Regions from separate parts of the Mus musculus genome. Here region 2 is linked to region 1. Evidence: chromatin loops called from intact Hi-C (ENCODE). Cell type or tissue: gastrocnemius. All regions are shown on one strand.

Region 1 (8,000 bases):
CACACTTGACTTTGTTTGTTGTTTGTTTGGTTTTGTTTTTCAAGACAGGGTTTTTCTGTGTAGCCCTGGCTGTCCTGGACCTCACTCTGTAGACCAGGCTCACACTTGGCTTTGCAAAGATGATTCTTGCAAAGAAAAAGGCCAAAGTATTAGCGACAGAGAATGCCCGTATTTATGAAGTGTTTTGAATAATTTTAATGTTTAAAAAATTATTATCTTTATGTTTTGTCTATGTGTATGCATACACTCATGTGTGCCTGGTGCCTGAAGAGGTCAGAAGAGGGCATTGGATCCTTTGGAACTGGAGCTAGGGGTAGCTGTAAGGCACTACGTAGGTACTGGGAACCCGTGTCTTCTGCAAAAGCAGCAACTACTCTTAACTACTGAGCAGTCTCCCTCTTCCGGCTGTTTTGTTGTTGTTTTGATTTTTCAATACAGGGTTTCTTTGTCTAACAACCCCGACTGTCCTGGAACTCACTCTGTAGACCAGACTCACAAAGATCCACCTGTCTCTGCCTCCCAAATGCTGGACCAATTCTTAATTTTAAAAAGGGCTAATTTTGGGAGCTGGAGAGATGGCTCAGAAGTTTGAGTGTACTGGCTGCTCTTCCAGGGTTCTGAGTTCAATTCCTAGCAACCACATGGTGGTGCAAAACCATCTATAATGAGATACAGTGCCCTCCTCTGGTGTGCAGGCATACATGCAGGCAGAACATCTATACATAGTAAACAAGTCTTTAAGAAAAAAAGAAAGCTAATTTTCTTTTTTTTTTAAGATTTCTTTATTATTATATCTAAGTACATTGTAGCTGTCTTCAGACACCTAGAAGAGGGCATCAGATCTCGTTATGGATGGTTGTGAGCCACCATGTGGTTGCTGGGATTTGAACTCAGGACCTTCGGAAGAGCAGTCAGTGCTCTTAACCGCTGAGCCATCTCTCCAGCCCGAAAGCTAATTTTCATTATGTGTATGGGTACATGCACGTGAGTGCAGGCATCCCCAAGGCCAGAGGCACTGTATCCACGGGTTTGTAATCACAGGCCGTTGTGAGCTGCCTGACATGGTTGCTGAGAATCAAAGTCAGGTCCTCTGTAAAGACAGTATGTGTTCTTCATCACTGAGCCATCTCCTGTCCCAGAATATAACACTCAGTTTCTGGATGGGGCCTAGAGGGACATTATTAGCCACTGGGTGCACTTGCTTCAGCCAGAGGGTGGTGCCACATGCCTCTAACCACGTGGGAAACAGAGTGAGTTCCAGGATGGCCAGGGCTACACAAAGAAACCCTGTCTTACACTCCTCTGGCCACTCCCCCCAAAAACCAAAATACCCCAAACAACGCAAAAAAACAAAAACAAAAACAAAAACAAAAACAAAACCACATACTTGTTCTTCTAGAGGACCCGAGTTTAGTTCCCAGGACCCATTATGGTGGCTCACAACTTCCTGAGACTCCAGCTCAAGGGTACCAGCATACAAGTGGTAAGCAGACAGACATAAATGCAGGCAAAATTAAAATGTTAAAGAATAAGATTAAAACAAATTGTGTGTGTGTGCCACTACTGCCCAGCGGACTTTTTTTTTTTTTTTTTTTTTTTTAAAGACAGGGTTTCTCTGTATAGCTCTGGCTGTCCTGGAACTCACTTAGTAGACCAGGCTGGTCTCAAACTCACAGAGATCTGCATGCCTCTGCCTCCCAAGTGCTGGGATTAAAGGTGTACGCCACCACGCCTGCCCAGACTTTTATTTTTTTTAAATAGTATTTTTTGTTTCCTACTGGAGTCAGGCTTGGCAGCAAGTGGCTTTACCTGCTGTGGAATCTTGCCAGTTCCTATACTATCTTTAACTCTGCATTTAAAAGATATTGGCGTACACCTTTAATCCCAGAACGTGGGAGGCAGAGGCATGCAGATCTCTGTAAGTTTGAGGCCAGCCTGGTCTACTAAGTGAGTTCCAGGACAGCAGCCAAGGATAAACAGAGAAACCATGTCTTGAAAAGCAACACAAAAACAAAAAAATACTGGCCACATGTGGTGGCACATACCTTTATTCCCAGTGCTTAGAAAGAGGAGGCAGGCAAATCTCTGAGTTCAGGACAAATCTAGTCTGAACAGAAGGCACCAGGCCAACCAGAGCTACATAGTGAGACCTAGCCTTAAAAAAAGTAAATAGTTTAAAATGGTGCTAAGACACACACACTATTTATTATCTTAACCATATTTACATGTACAGGATAGGTCTTTGTTGGGTTTCCTTTTTTAGACAGGATTGCCTGTCTGCTCACAGATTCTAGATGCATGCTCACCCAGCTCCGGTGACCTACACACGCTTGCAACCGAGCACCAGCAATTGTTTTTGTCTTACAAACCTGAAACCTCTGTTCATTTAGTAATTCTTCACGCACGGCTATATACTAGTACATATGTCACTTAGCTTCTTGTGACTGGCTCATTTCACTTAGCAGGGTCTTCAGTTTATTCATGTGGTATCACATCAGAATCCTCTCCTGTGGATGCTTGCGCTGTGTGCCGGCACCGTGTCTCTTCACTCACTGACACGAGGGCTGCTTGGACCTTTGGCTGATGTTACTATGAACACAGGCTACAAAGATGTCCCAGGAGATCCAGCTTTGCAGATGTGTACACACAAGTGGAATTACTGGCTCCCAGGAGCTAATTTAAAATTTCTTATCTTTCTCACTATCAGGTGCCTAAACATATAGGCTTAAGTTTGCCTCTGACTAACCCAGAACTGTAAATAGCTGTAAGAGCTGAAGTCCAGGCTTTTTCTCTACAAAGCTGATACTCACGAGTATTTGCAAGCAATTTCATAAAACAGAAATTTATTTCTAAGCTGACAAATTCCAACCAACAGTATGTAAGACTCCAATTTATATGTGATGTTTATTTTAATAGTAGTGGTCCTACTGGGTTGAGGTAGTATCTGGGTGATTCTGTTTTGAATACATTTTCTTAGAGCTTTGGTTCATAGCAAAATTGAGACAATATAGTAATTTCCTCTGTATAAAGAATCAGCCCTTACATGAAACAGCCTGGCCACCCTCCGCAGAGGGCTTATGCGCACGCGCCATCCGTAAAGCCCTCGCTTACTTCATGGTTAACTCTTCACGTTTTACCAATGTGAAAAGATGGCTCATGACCTGTATTCACTGTCAAGAGTACCAACAGAGTGGTCTCGTGTGCCTGAAAAAATGTTCTCCCAGCCAGGTGTGGTGGCGCAAGCCTTTAATCCCAGCACTCAGAGGCAGAGGCAGGCGGATTTCTGAGTTCAGAGGCCAGCCTGGTCTACAGAGTGAGTTCCAGTACAGCCAGGGCTACACAGAGAAACCCTGTCTCAGAAAAAAAAAAAAAAGTTTTCCAATTGTCCTGTCACGTGAACTTTTTAGAACTTTATGTTGTGTATAAGACTTTTGCTTGCATATATATCGGTGTTCCATATTCGCCTACAGAGGCCAGAAGAGGTTATCAGATCCCCCGGGACTAGACGGAGAAGTTTCTGAGCCGACATGTGGGTGATAGAACCAAACTCAGGTCCTCAGTAAGAGCAGCGAGTGCTCCTGTCTGCTGAGCCAGCTCTGCAGTCGGCCACCTCAGATTTAACTGCAGTGCTGGAACACAGTACTCTACCACTGAGACACACTGCCAAGCTCTAACGTACTGTTTCTTTCCTTCCTTCTTTCTTTTGGTTTTTCATGACAAAGTTGTTATATCTAACCCTAAATGGCCTCCAACTCAAGAGATCACCCGTCTCTGTCTCCAAATCTAAGACCAAAAGTATGGGTCCACTTTTTGAGGATACCAGTATCCTCCAGTTGTAATCCAGAATGGATTGGTTGGCCTTTCATTCAATAGGGCCCTCTCTGTCTTTTGTGATTCTTTTCTGAAGTAAATATTCCATCACTGAATGTACCATTTATCCTTGTGTTTACTGAAGGACACCGTCACTGCTTCCAAGTTTTGGCAATTATAAACAGGCTCCTAAGAAAATGCACATGCATTTTGGTACGAGCATATTTCTAATTCCCCTGGGGAATTATAAAGGGACAAGATTACCAAAAGATGCTGTACGTTTCCTTTAAATACTGTCTCTGCAAGTGGCTGTGCCACTGTGTCCCAGTTCGTGATGCACGTCCCTGCCACTCTGCATTCCTCCTGCGTTGGTGTGTGGCCCCTCTAGTCACAGCAGTGTGTGCAGTGCAGTCTGCACCCCTCCTGTCATGCTGCAGAGGGCATCTCACACATACATTTGCCATTTCTTTCTTTTTTTTTTTTTCTTCTTTAGACAGGGTCTCACTATGTACCCCTGGAACTTCCTATGTGCACCAGGCTGTCTCTGCCTCCAAAGTGCACCACCACACATGGCTTTTTAAAAATCATTTGTCTTGTTTCACGTGTTTTATTACATGTATTCATTGATTGTGTGTGCACTCCTTTGTGGGTTAGAGGGCAATGTGCAGGAATCAGCTGTCTACTTCCACTGTGCGCTCGCTCTCAGGGACTAAACGTGGGTCATCAGGCACTGCAGAAGTGTTCCTGTGGTTTTTATGTAGTTGCCCAGGCATGATTAGCACCTTTCCAATGCTCATTGGCCTATGGTGTTCAATCACACCAAATACTATTTTCAAGACATTCTGAAAACAAACTTGATGTCTTTTAAAAGCTGTTTCTGCACTCAGGAAAAACTCTCTCCTGAATGGACTTCGGAAGGCAGGGGGCTGTGCTCTCAACCTTCAAAGGCAAGCCTGTCTTCTTGGGAAGCTAGCTGCCACACTGCCACATAGGGGGACCAGGGTAGTGACAGACAACGGTAGAATTATCAGAGAAAAAGGACAAGCTCGCCCCCTGGTGACAAGTAGAGTTACAACAGAAGGGAAAAAATTCTTAAAAGGGCACACACACATACACACCATGATGAACACACTGCATCCTGCCAGGATCTGGAGAACAGCAGCACAGCAGATGGAAAAGCACCTGAAACACTGCATTCGCCTGTTTAACAGACTCAGTCCTGCCTGGCACAGTGGTGCGTGCCTGTAACCCCAGCACCAGTGGGGCTGGGGCAGGGCTAGGGCAAGGCCAGCAGAAGGCAGCACAAGGGTCTGTTTGAAAAAGAAAGAAAAGAAAAGGGGAGGGGAGGGGAGGGGAGAAGAGAGGAGAGGCTCAGTGGACAGCTTCCTGTCATCATGTCCCAAATTCCTAGCTGGAGCTGCTTCCAGAGTCATCTGTCTTCCCTGGAGGAGCAGAGCCAGTCGAGAGGCTAATTTTGAACTGCAGAGATTTGTCGAGAGGAGGGGAAGCAAGGCTAATGTAACCACCTCAGCCTTCTTCAGCACGAGGCCCCTGATCCCTCTAAGTCTGCGGAAAGGTCTGACTGCATCGACAAGGAGCCCACACCACACACCACGGCTGGGTTACGTAAGGCAGAGGGCGGCAGTCGTGACTGCCTCCATGTTCTAAGACCTCTGTTATGCAAATTAGGATACTTTCTAATTTTCAAGCTCTTCCAACTAAAATGATAACGATGGCTGATTCTTTCAGGCCCAGGCTGCTAAGTTTCCCAACTTCTCTTTGTCTCCCCAGCCCCCAAAAGTCTACGGCTCTGCCGTTTACTCCTCTCACAGGTCCAGTTTAGAAATTAAGACACACCCCCATAAACGTAGGTGTCTTCACAGAGTACACACAAAGGATCATTTACTAAAACACTCTAGCCACTCCCAGCAGGTGACAAGCTGGAGCAGATGGCACTGAGTGACCTCCAAGGGCTCCTCTCGGGTGGGAGAGGAGCTGCCAGGGTGAATCGTCTGTTGCTGGAAAGGGGGCTGGGCAACGCACTACCCAAATGTTAGAGGTTGGACGTTTTTCTGCTGTTCTTTGTGCAGCTGCCGGGCCCTGTTTTTCAGCACTTCAGCCTTGGCCTCGTCCTTATCAACACCATCTCCCAGCTTGTACATGCGGCTGGCATTGGCGCAGGCCCAGACATGGCCCAGGTCACAGGCCTTCATTGAATATTTACACGCCAGACCCATGTCCTTAGGAAAGCCAGGGGCACCCTGTAGAAACATGGCACTGAGGTTGAAGCAGCTGGCTGCATAGCCACCATCACAGGCCCTGCTGTAGTAGTCCCTGGCCTTCCCCAGGTCAGGCTGGCCATCCTCATTGACCTGTCCATCATGCGCCAGTAGTCCAACGTTGTGACAGGATTCAACAGACTTCTTTCCTGGTTTCTCACAGGCCATCAGAAAGCAGGAAGAGGCAGCCTTTAGGTCCTGAGTCAGGCCACCTGCAAAGACAGAAAACAAAGAAGAAAAAGTAAACTCAGGGGCTGGCCAGAAAGCCCAGTGGGAGAGTGTTTGCTTAACAGTAGGAGGGCCTGGGTTCAATCCCCAGTCACCAGGGCCGAACCTTTGTTTCTAGCCAAGGTTGGGGAACAATCCCTGAGTCAAGTCCTGTGAGCTAAAGCAAGATGGAGGAGGGTAGCCAGTTAGGTAGCCATGAAATCTTTGGTTCCCTCACTATCCTATAGGGAAGCCGAGACAGGAAGAGACATGCCAAGTCAGAGTACCAGAGACTATCTCCTGGGGCTTCAGTGAGGACAGAGCATTTTAAAATAAGTAACTGAATGTTTCTTAGTCTAAACTTACAGTTGGCCCTACATATTTATGAGTTCTGCATATGCAGATCCCATTAGTTAAAAGTACCATTACAGCATTCAAACCAGACAGCAGCTGCAAATTTAACAAACCATGGACTGAAAATATTCAGGGAAAAAAACATGGCTGTGCTAAAAATGCATGGATTTTCCCGTCATTATTCCCAGAACAGTCCAATGTATGACAACTATTTACATTAGAGATTATCCTGTCTTAGGTAACACAAACTAGAAATGATTTCAAGTGTATAGAAGGATGTGTATTTATGCGAATACTCTGTGCACAAGGACCTGGAGAACCTAAGGATTCTGATCCTACAAAGCTCCAGGAACTAACCTTCCAGGGCAGACTTAAAAACAAACAAACAGTCAAACAAACAAAAAAAGCCCAATGAGTGCTACAAGCCTTTAATCTCAGCACTTGAAAGGCAGTAGGCAGGGGGATATCTGTGAGTTCAATGGCACCCAGGTCTAGAGATCTTGTCTCAAACAAACAAACAAACAAAAAACAAATTAACAAACACAACAAACAAAACCCCTAAACAACTAAAAAGGAAAGAAATGCCCCAGGAGCTGGGAATGGCGGGAACCACCTATAATCTCGACACAGAGAAAGCAGAGGCAAGAGAGAAAGTCTGAGATCACCTAAGCTACATAAGGTTGTCTGAAAAAAAAAAAAAAGTGCTGGTCAATTTTTATTTATCCACAGTTCTGGGATTTTGTTTGTTCTTTTTGAAATAGAGTCTTATTACACGTGCTCATTCTGGCCTTGAACTCTTGAGTGCTAGGGTTAGAGATGTACCATGGACTGATAAGGACTGGAACTCAAGTCCTTTCTTCTTCCCATGAGCCAAATTTAGTGACTTGTTCCCCTCTTTAAAAAAGAAAAAAAAAAAGAATTATTTATTTTGGGCTGGAGAGATGGGTTCAGTGGTTAAGAGCACTGACTACTCTTCCAGAGGTCCTGAGTTCAATTCCTAGCAACCACATGGTGGCTCACAACCATCTGTAATGGGATCTGATGCCCTCTTCTGGTGTGTCTGAAGACAGCTACAGTGTACTCATATACATAAAATAAATCTTTAAAACGGCATTGAATTCTCTTCTCCATCTCTTTTTAAGAAAAGAACTTTCTATTATATAGTTTTGCTATCCTGGAGCTTCCTTATGTAGCTCAGGCTAGCCTCATAAGATACACAGCTGCTTGTCTCCAAATGCTGGGACTGTTCAATGCTCTCTCCTTTCCCACCTTCCCCTCTTTCTTATCTTAATGAATACAGATGAGTGCCTGTATGTATGTCTGTATCATATGCATGCCTATGGGGCATCA
Region 2 (8,000 bases), 130 kb before region 1:
TACATGATTTAGCTTCTGTTTTTTCTATACAAATATCATTTTGCTTGGTTTTTTTACTACTATTTCTATTCAGAGAGCTGGTCCCAATTTCTGACTTATCATTTCTAGGCTTCAAGGTTTGATTAGATATAATTTTAACTGCTTTGCTTTCTTCACAAATAATATTCTTCTTTGGTTCATGATTTTCGTTTTTAGAAGTCTTGGGCTCTTCCATTATTTGAAAATCTGACTCTTTCCAATCTGACGCTGTAGAATAGCAGGGCTCAGGTGTATGAACTGCTCCAAATCTACTTTAGGCAAGCAAACTATAGGATTTAAAAATAAAAATCTGTTATTTAAATGCAAAAACATGTCTACTTATTAGGCATTTTTTAAAAACTTAAAATGTGTTCTTGAAACTAAATAAACATTCTTCAGAAAGTATATGAAAAGGGTTTAAATATTCATTTATCAGAAGGCAGAGGCAGGCAGATCTCTCTGAGTTCCAGGCCTGCCTGGTCTACATAACTAGTTCAAGGCCACCTAAAACTATAAAAGACAACAAAACATCCACAAAAACAACAACAACAAAAATAACCTTTTTATAAAAACTAAGTTGTTTTATATTACCTCATAAGAATCTCTACTAACAGAAAGATAAAACCTGAAATAATACGCCTCTATCATTGCAAGGAAATAAAAAACTGAAGAGCTGCAGAATTTCAATCTTTATGCACCATAAGTCCTATAGTGACTAATGTGCAAGGGGGGACACCCAGGGGGGACACCCTTCTCAGAGGAGAATGGGAGGAGGAAATGGGGGAGAAACTCTAAGAGGGGGAACTGGGAGGAGAGAGGGATCTGATATTGATGTAAAGTGAATAAATAAATTAATTTTTAAAAAAAGTTATAGTATCTTCTGGTTAAATAAAGTCTCACACCTGCATGATTTCCTACCAAAAAGGCCTGTTTATACCATAACCTACTTCAAACTGGAGTCTCTAAACATGAGAAATATAAACAAATTCAAGTAAATAAACTTTTAAATTCCGCTATTATATATTTACTTAAACCCACAGAATGAACACGCTCAAGTACAAATGTTGCTTGAAACTAAGGGTTTTGCAGGATGACATTGTTGGTGTAGAGTCATCAGTTGTAATAAATTTATCACTGTAGTGCCAAGTTTAGATGGTAGGGTTAGGCTACATACATGGAAGGACAAGAATTAAGTGGGAACTCTATATTCTGCTCAATTTTGCTGTGAATCCAAGAAAGTGACAGTAAAAGAGACATTAAAATTAATCAGTCTACTTTTCTCTAAAATAAAATTAATAGAAACAATTATACTGATGAAGAAACCTTAAATTTATGGACTATACACATGGTAAAAAAAAATGCTGCATTCTGTTGAGGTATTCATATACCAGAAATAACTTATATATTACATATTATAGAAACTGGGTTTTTTAACATTATGCAAAAAAAAAAAAACCTAGAATCTTCTACCAACAAAAACAAATTCTCTGGAATTAAAGTATATTACTTTCTTTGATTTTATTAGATAATATTACTCAATTGTAAATCAAAGCAATCAAGTCTAATCATATAAACACTCATTACATAAACACAAAAGTATTACCTGAAACAAAAAGCTCAGAACATGAATTCAATTTACTTGCAACTGTAATATATGCAAAACTATACACACAAAAAGAAATCTTAAATCTATGTATGTCTGCATCTCATCCAGGTGGAATCATAATTCGTAATTCTAATTTGCAGGAAAGTTCTCTATACATACTGTTTTAATTTCAGCCTAGATTACTATTATCTTCATTTAGTTTTTTATTTTAAAGTCAAGTTTTTCTTTAAGAAACTTCACCTGTAATTAATTAATTCACTGTCTACTGGGGAGGCTTAAGTTCAAGAATTCTCAATAAAGCCCATTCTCAAACAAGTGATGCTTGATCCAGTTGTACTATCAATACCCATAATTCATTTACTCTTTTTTTCAAGATTTATTTATTTTACATATATATGTGAGTACACTGTCAATGTCGTCAGACACACCAGAAGAGGGCATCGGATCTCATTACAGATGGTTGTGAGCCACCCATGTGGTTGCTGGGAATTGAACTCAGAACCTCTGGAAGAACAGTCAATGCTCTTAACCACTGAGCCATCTCCCCCTCCCCTCCCCTCATTTACTCTTTTATCACTGTAGGAATCAAGGATAAACATAATCAAGATCTTTGGCATCTAATTTCTTCTAACAATTTACTTTAGAAACCACTTTAGAATGGATTGCTTCTCAGTTATTGGCACCTCATACTTCTCTTACCACTCCTGGGCATATACTCAAAAGATGCTACAACATATAACAAGGACACATGCTCTACTATGTCCATAGCAGCATTACTTATAATAGCCAGAAGCCGGAAACAACCCAGATGTCCCTCAACAGAGGAATGGATACAGAAAATATGGTACATTTACACAATAGAGTACTACTCAGCTATTAAAAACAACGACTTCATAAAATTTGCAGGCAAATGGATGGAACTAGAAAATACTATCCTGAGTGAGGTAACCCAATCACAAAAGAACACCTCAGTAATGTATGTACTCAGTAAGGTATGTACTCAGTAAGTGGATATTGGGGGGGGGGGGAAGCTTCAAATACCCACGATACAACTCACAGACCATATGAGACTCAAGAAGAAGGAAGACCAAAATGTGGATGCTTCAGTCCTACTTAGAAGGAGGAACAAGATAATCATGGAAGGTAGAGGGAGGAAGGAACTTGGAAGGGCCAGGGAGGGGGAGGGAAAAGGGGAGCAGGATAAGGTGTGGGAGGAGATTGTGGGGGGAAGCATAGAGGGTAAGGAAATTGAAAGGAGGAATGTAGCAGTGGGGGATGGGGAGCTAGGGGTAGCCACTAGAAAAGTCCCAGATGCCAAAAAAGCAAGAGGTTCCCAGGACCCAACAGGGATGGCATTAGCTGAAATACCCAACAAAGGGGAGAGACAACCTGTAGAGACCATATCCAGAGGTTAGGCATGGCCCCTGGTTGAGGGATGGGGCCACCTACCCACCTCAAAAATACTAACACAAAATTGTTCCTGCCTAAAGGAAATGCAGGGACAAAGAGTGGAGCAGAGACTGAAGGAAAGGTCATCCAGAGACTGCCCCACCTAGGGATCCATACTATCTGCAGACACCAAACCTAGACACTATTGCTGATGCCAAGAAAAATTTGCTGACAGGAGTCTGATATGGCTGTCCCCTGAGAGGCTCTGTCAGAGCTTGACCAATACAAATGTGGATGCTTGAAGCCAACCATCAAATTGAGCATGGAGATGGCAATGGAGGAGTTAGGGAAAGGACTGAAGGAGCTGAAGGGGTTTGTAACCCCATAGGAAGAACACTATCAACCAACCAGACCTTCCAAAGCTCCCAGGGACTAAATCACAAACCAAAGAGTATACATAGAGGGAACCATGGCTCCAGCTACTTATGTAGCAGAGTATTGCCTTATCTGGGATCAATGGGAGAGGAGGCCTTGGTCCTGTGGAATCTCGATGCCCCAACATAGGGGAATGCTAGGTGGGAATGGGGGTTGGGGGGAGCTCCCTCATAGAAGCAGTGGGGAGGGCAGATGGGATAGGGGGTTTGCAGAGGAGAAACCAGAAAGGGGGATAACATTTGAAATGTAAAAAAAAATAATCAATTAAAAAAATAATAATTAAAGAAAAAAGAAAAAAGCCGGGCGTGGTGGCGCACGCCTTTAATCCCAGCACTGCACGCCTTTAATCCCAGCACTTGGGAGGCAGAGGCAGTCGGATTTCTGAGTTCCAGGCCAGCCTGTCTACAAAGTGAGTTCCAGGACAGCCAGGGCTATACAGAGAAACCCTGTCTCGAAAAACAGAAACAAAACAAAAAAAAAAAAAAAAAAAAAGGAAAAAAAGAAAAAGTTAAGATTATACTCCTTTCTATAATATCACATTCAGGAACGCTATGGCTCTGTAGAATATGCCAATACAACATTGAAATAAATGAACATCCATTCCCAGTAAGACAAGTATCTTCAACTCCATAACTCATGTTCAAGACAAGCCTCGTTATCACCACCATTATCATTTACAGCTGTCATATTATACTCCTTCTTAAACATATCAAAACTCATACTGTAGAATGAGTTATTGGTTGCAAAAGATTATTCATTTTTGCACCTGTTTTTCATGCCTTTTATGTCTACCAGTTGAACAAAAAACCCACCTACCTTTGTTTTTTTACAAGTATTAGGTTCTGAGACCAAAGAGATGGCTTACTGTTAAGAGCACTGGCTGCATGGGCATGGTAGCATACACCTCTAATCCCAGCACTGCAGGCAGAGGCAAGGGAAGCTCTTCGAGTTCGAGGCCAGGGAGTTCCAGGACAGTCAGAGCAAAACACTCATATACAGAAAATAAAAATAAATACATCTTAAATATATTTATTATTTGTGTTTGGGGAGGCATGACATAGTATACTGGTAGAAGTCAGGGACAACTCTATGAAGTCAAGTCTTTCTCTTCCTCTTTTCATGTGGATTCCAGGGATTAAAGATCAGCAAGTCCCTCTAAGCCATCTCACAGGTGTATATTAACTATTTTAATATTTTCTGGTAAAATCTATAACAATTTACAACTGTAAAAAATGTTTTTGCGCCAGGTGGTGGCCATGGTACAGAAATTCTAGCACTCGAGGAAGAGGCAGCTGGACCTCTAAATTCAAGGCCAGTTAGGTCTACAAAGAAAATGGATAGAAAAACAAAAACAAAACAAAACAAAAAGTTTCCGCCCAGGGATTTTGTGTTTTTGTATTTAATAATAAACACATTTTGCTTTTCCTATTCTTGATGTTCTATACAACTGTTAAAAGGGTTGCCAGCCGGGCGTGGTGGCGCAGCCCGGCGTGGTGGCGCACGCCTTTAATCCCAGCACTCGGGAGGCAGAGGCAGGCGGATTTCTGAGTTCGAGGCCAGCCTGGTCTACAAAGTGAGTTCCAGGACAGCCAGGGCTATAAAGAGAAACCCTGTCTCGAAAAACCAAAAAAAGAAAGAAAGAAAGACCCTCTCTCAAAACAAAACAAATAAACAAAAATTAAAAAAAAAAAAAGGTTGCCAAAGCCGGGCGTGGTGGCGCACACCTTTGATCCCAGCACTCCGGAGGCAGTGGCAGGTGGATTTCTGAGTTCCAGGACAGCCTGGTCTACAGAGTAAGTTCCAGAACAGCCAGGGCTACACAGAGAAACCCTGTCTCGAAAAAAAAAATTAAATAAATAAAAAAAGGGTTGCCAAGAGCTAGAGAGATGACTCAGAGGTTAAGAGAATATACTGCCCTTGCCGAGGACTGAACTATAATTGCCAGAAACTAAATCATGTGGCTCACAATCACCTATAAATCCCCATGCCAGTGGATCCAACAGCTCTGGCCTCCATGGGCCCCAGCACTCACATGCACATATTCACCCAATACACAAAAAATGTTTTTGAAGTTCCTTAGATAAATGGCTCTTCCTAAATTCCTACAGAAACAGACACATCTTATTTAAAAAAAAAAAAAAAAAGCCAACGAAATGGCTTAGCTTATAAGAGAGTTTGTCTCAAAGTCTGACAACCTGAATTCAATCCCTAGTACTCAGACAGTGGAAGATATAACTAACTCCCCAAGTTATCCTCTGATTTCTACATGCATATGCATGACCATATACACATACAAAAACAGACACACATACAAAATAAATGCAAAACATGTTTGAAGAAAATGGTTTATATTTTTAGAAGTTTTTTTTTGTTTGTTTGTTTGTTTGTTTTTTTTGGTTTTTCGAGACAGGGTTTCTCTTTATAGCCCTGGCTGTCCTGGAACTCATTCTGTAGACCAGGCTGGCCTCGAACTCAGAAATCCGCCTGCCTCTGCCTCCCGAGTGCTGGGATTAAAGGCGTGCGCCACCACGCCCGGCTTAGAAGTTTTATTTTACATCACCTAGTAACTAATTTTTTTTTTAATTTTCTAGCGGTGTTCTATTAGTCTTTAATATTTTGTAGACAGTATCCTACTGATGTGAACTGAAATTTCCAGGAAGAAAGTCATACCTGTGTTAAAGATTCTACAAGGCAAACTGAATTAGAGCAACCAAGACTACAGAGAGCCAAATAATCTGACTATCTATAGTTCCCGTAATAACTAATGGGTGCCCAGCTCTGTGTTGGCCCTAACAGTCTTATGACTACCAGGAATGTTCAAAGAGGTCCCAAGCTTCTACTACCCACAGCCTAAAATATCATCAGACAGTATCTGAAGCCTATAGCAGAGATCCCCTGCTTTACTGTAATCACCTAACCTGATGTTTCCAAAAAACTTTGGTTCCTAGCTTTCTTTGTTCTGTTTTATAAAAACCTCACTAGGGCAAATGAGATGGTTCAGTGGGTAAAGGTATTTATCAACAGGCCTGATAGTCTAAGATCAATCTCAAAACCCACATAGTAGAAAAGAGAAAACTGTCTCCCACAAGTTGCTCTCTGACCTCCACATATGCATGTGCTATGGCATGTGCATGTGCACACATACATGCTAAATTAAATGCAAAGACCTTATTCACCTATTGCCACACTGGAAAATGGGAGATGGATATAATATTCTCCAGTTGTGTGCCCACTACTGAACCAGCCAGGCTCCAATGCCTAGCTACAAATCCATACTCACAAAACAGTTAAATTTAGTGAGTTCCAAAACAAAAAAATATCCTTAATAAAGAATAAACTGTATATTCTAGCAGCTTAATAGGGATTTGTTCCTACTTTTTAAACAAGAGACTCTATTGTATTGGGCCCTGAAAATTACACAGCATTTATTTTCTAGCAAACATATAAATAAATCTGGAGTGAAATGTAACAAACATTATTTTTATAAACATTCATAAAGGACAATTTAAGAGATACAGATAAAGTGGCCTGAAGAGATAGCTAAATGGACAAAGTATCTGCTGCAAAAACATGAAGACTTGACTTCAAATCCCAATCACCATATAAAAGCCCAGCGCAATGCTGCACATCTGTACTCCTAGCAGTGGGCAACCAGAGGTGAAAAGGCAGATCCCAGGAGCTTACTTACTGGCTAGTCAAGTCTGCCTTCAGGATAAAGTTTTGAACTAAGAACTATGGTCAAAAAACAAAACAAAACAAAAATGTTTTGCAGTATAACATTTGTGCACTGATGATGAAAATGCCCAAATGCATTGTGGTTTTATAAAGGCACCTCAAATATATTAAAACCAGAATAACCTATGCTACACAACTTGGATCTCATTTTTTGCAAAAGGCCCACGCTTACTCATCAATAACAAAGGTGATGGAAACTTTTAAACATAGGGCCTAGTAGAAAGTCTAATCATAGGCTAGGACTAGTGGGATGGCTCAGTGGCTCAGACATTTGCCACCAAGCCTAAGGACCTTATTTTGACAACTAGGTTCCATATAGAATAAAAAAAAGGACTTCTTTGAAGGCTGTCTGTCCTGACTGTAACACACACACACACCGGCGGGGGGGTGAAATATACAATTTTACAATTTACAAATTCAAACCTACAACTCTAAAATGAAATTTAAAATATTAATCATTAGAAACATGCCCTTAAAGGGAGACTAACTCTGTTAATTTCCTGGATGTAAGATAAGGTTTTGCAACTCACTACCTCAATGATGTGCAACCTCACCAAATATCCAAAACCAACAAGGTCAGTCAATTAGAATGAAACCTCCAGAGCTGTGCACCAAAATAAACCTTTTCTCTTTGTAAGGTAATTTTCTTTGGTTTTGGTTTGAGTATTTATTTTTACAAAAATGGAAAACAACCCAGAAAAATTACTCCAAAAAAAATGCAATGGTGAGTTGAACACCTCCCAAATGCTTGAGAGGTGTAAAGAGGAGGATGAAGCATTCAAGGCTAGCCTCAACAACATAGCAAAGCTGAGGACAG

Evidence for each region. A loop is a pair of places that touch in the nucleus more often than their neighbours do. Peaks named below come from ENCODE experiments on the same cell type or tissue, not always from the same donor. Only the 100,000 strongest peaks of a DNase experiment are listed, where the experiment ranks them.
Region 2: a loop joins it to region 1, with 2.3 times the contacts of the local background. A loop is called at or near these places in 18 of 42 quality-filtered maps.

The regions. Positions count from the first base shown.
Region 1 is chr4:108,336,424-108,344,423 of GRCm38, reverse strand. Coa7 (cytochrome c oxidase assembly factor 7) reads right to left here. Exons shown (of 3, transcript NM_027250.4): 3 at 3,706-6,301. The coding sequence ends at 5,853. Among named protein-coding and RNA genes, the nearest start is that of Gm46889, 11 kb to the left of the region's middle. In gastrocnemius, a CTCF peak has its summit at 4,871 (motif pointing left); DNase peaks (open chromatin) are centred at 4,270, 4,876 and 5,883; H3K27ac peaks cover 1,142 bases.
Region 2 is chr4:108,471,178-108,479,177 of GRCm38, reverse strand. Tut4 (terminal uridylyl transferase 4) reads right to left here. Exons shown (of 31, transcript NM_175472.4): 3 at 1-305. The coding sequence starts at 214. LOC115490068 (a small nucleolar RNA gene) reads right to left here and starts at 4,265; the gene lies at 4,138-4,265. In gastrocnemius, no CTCF peak of the experiment used is centred here; no DNase peak of the experiment used is centred here.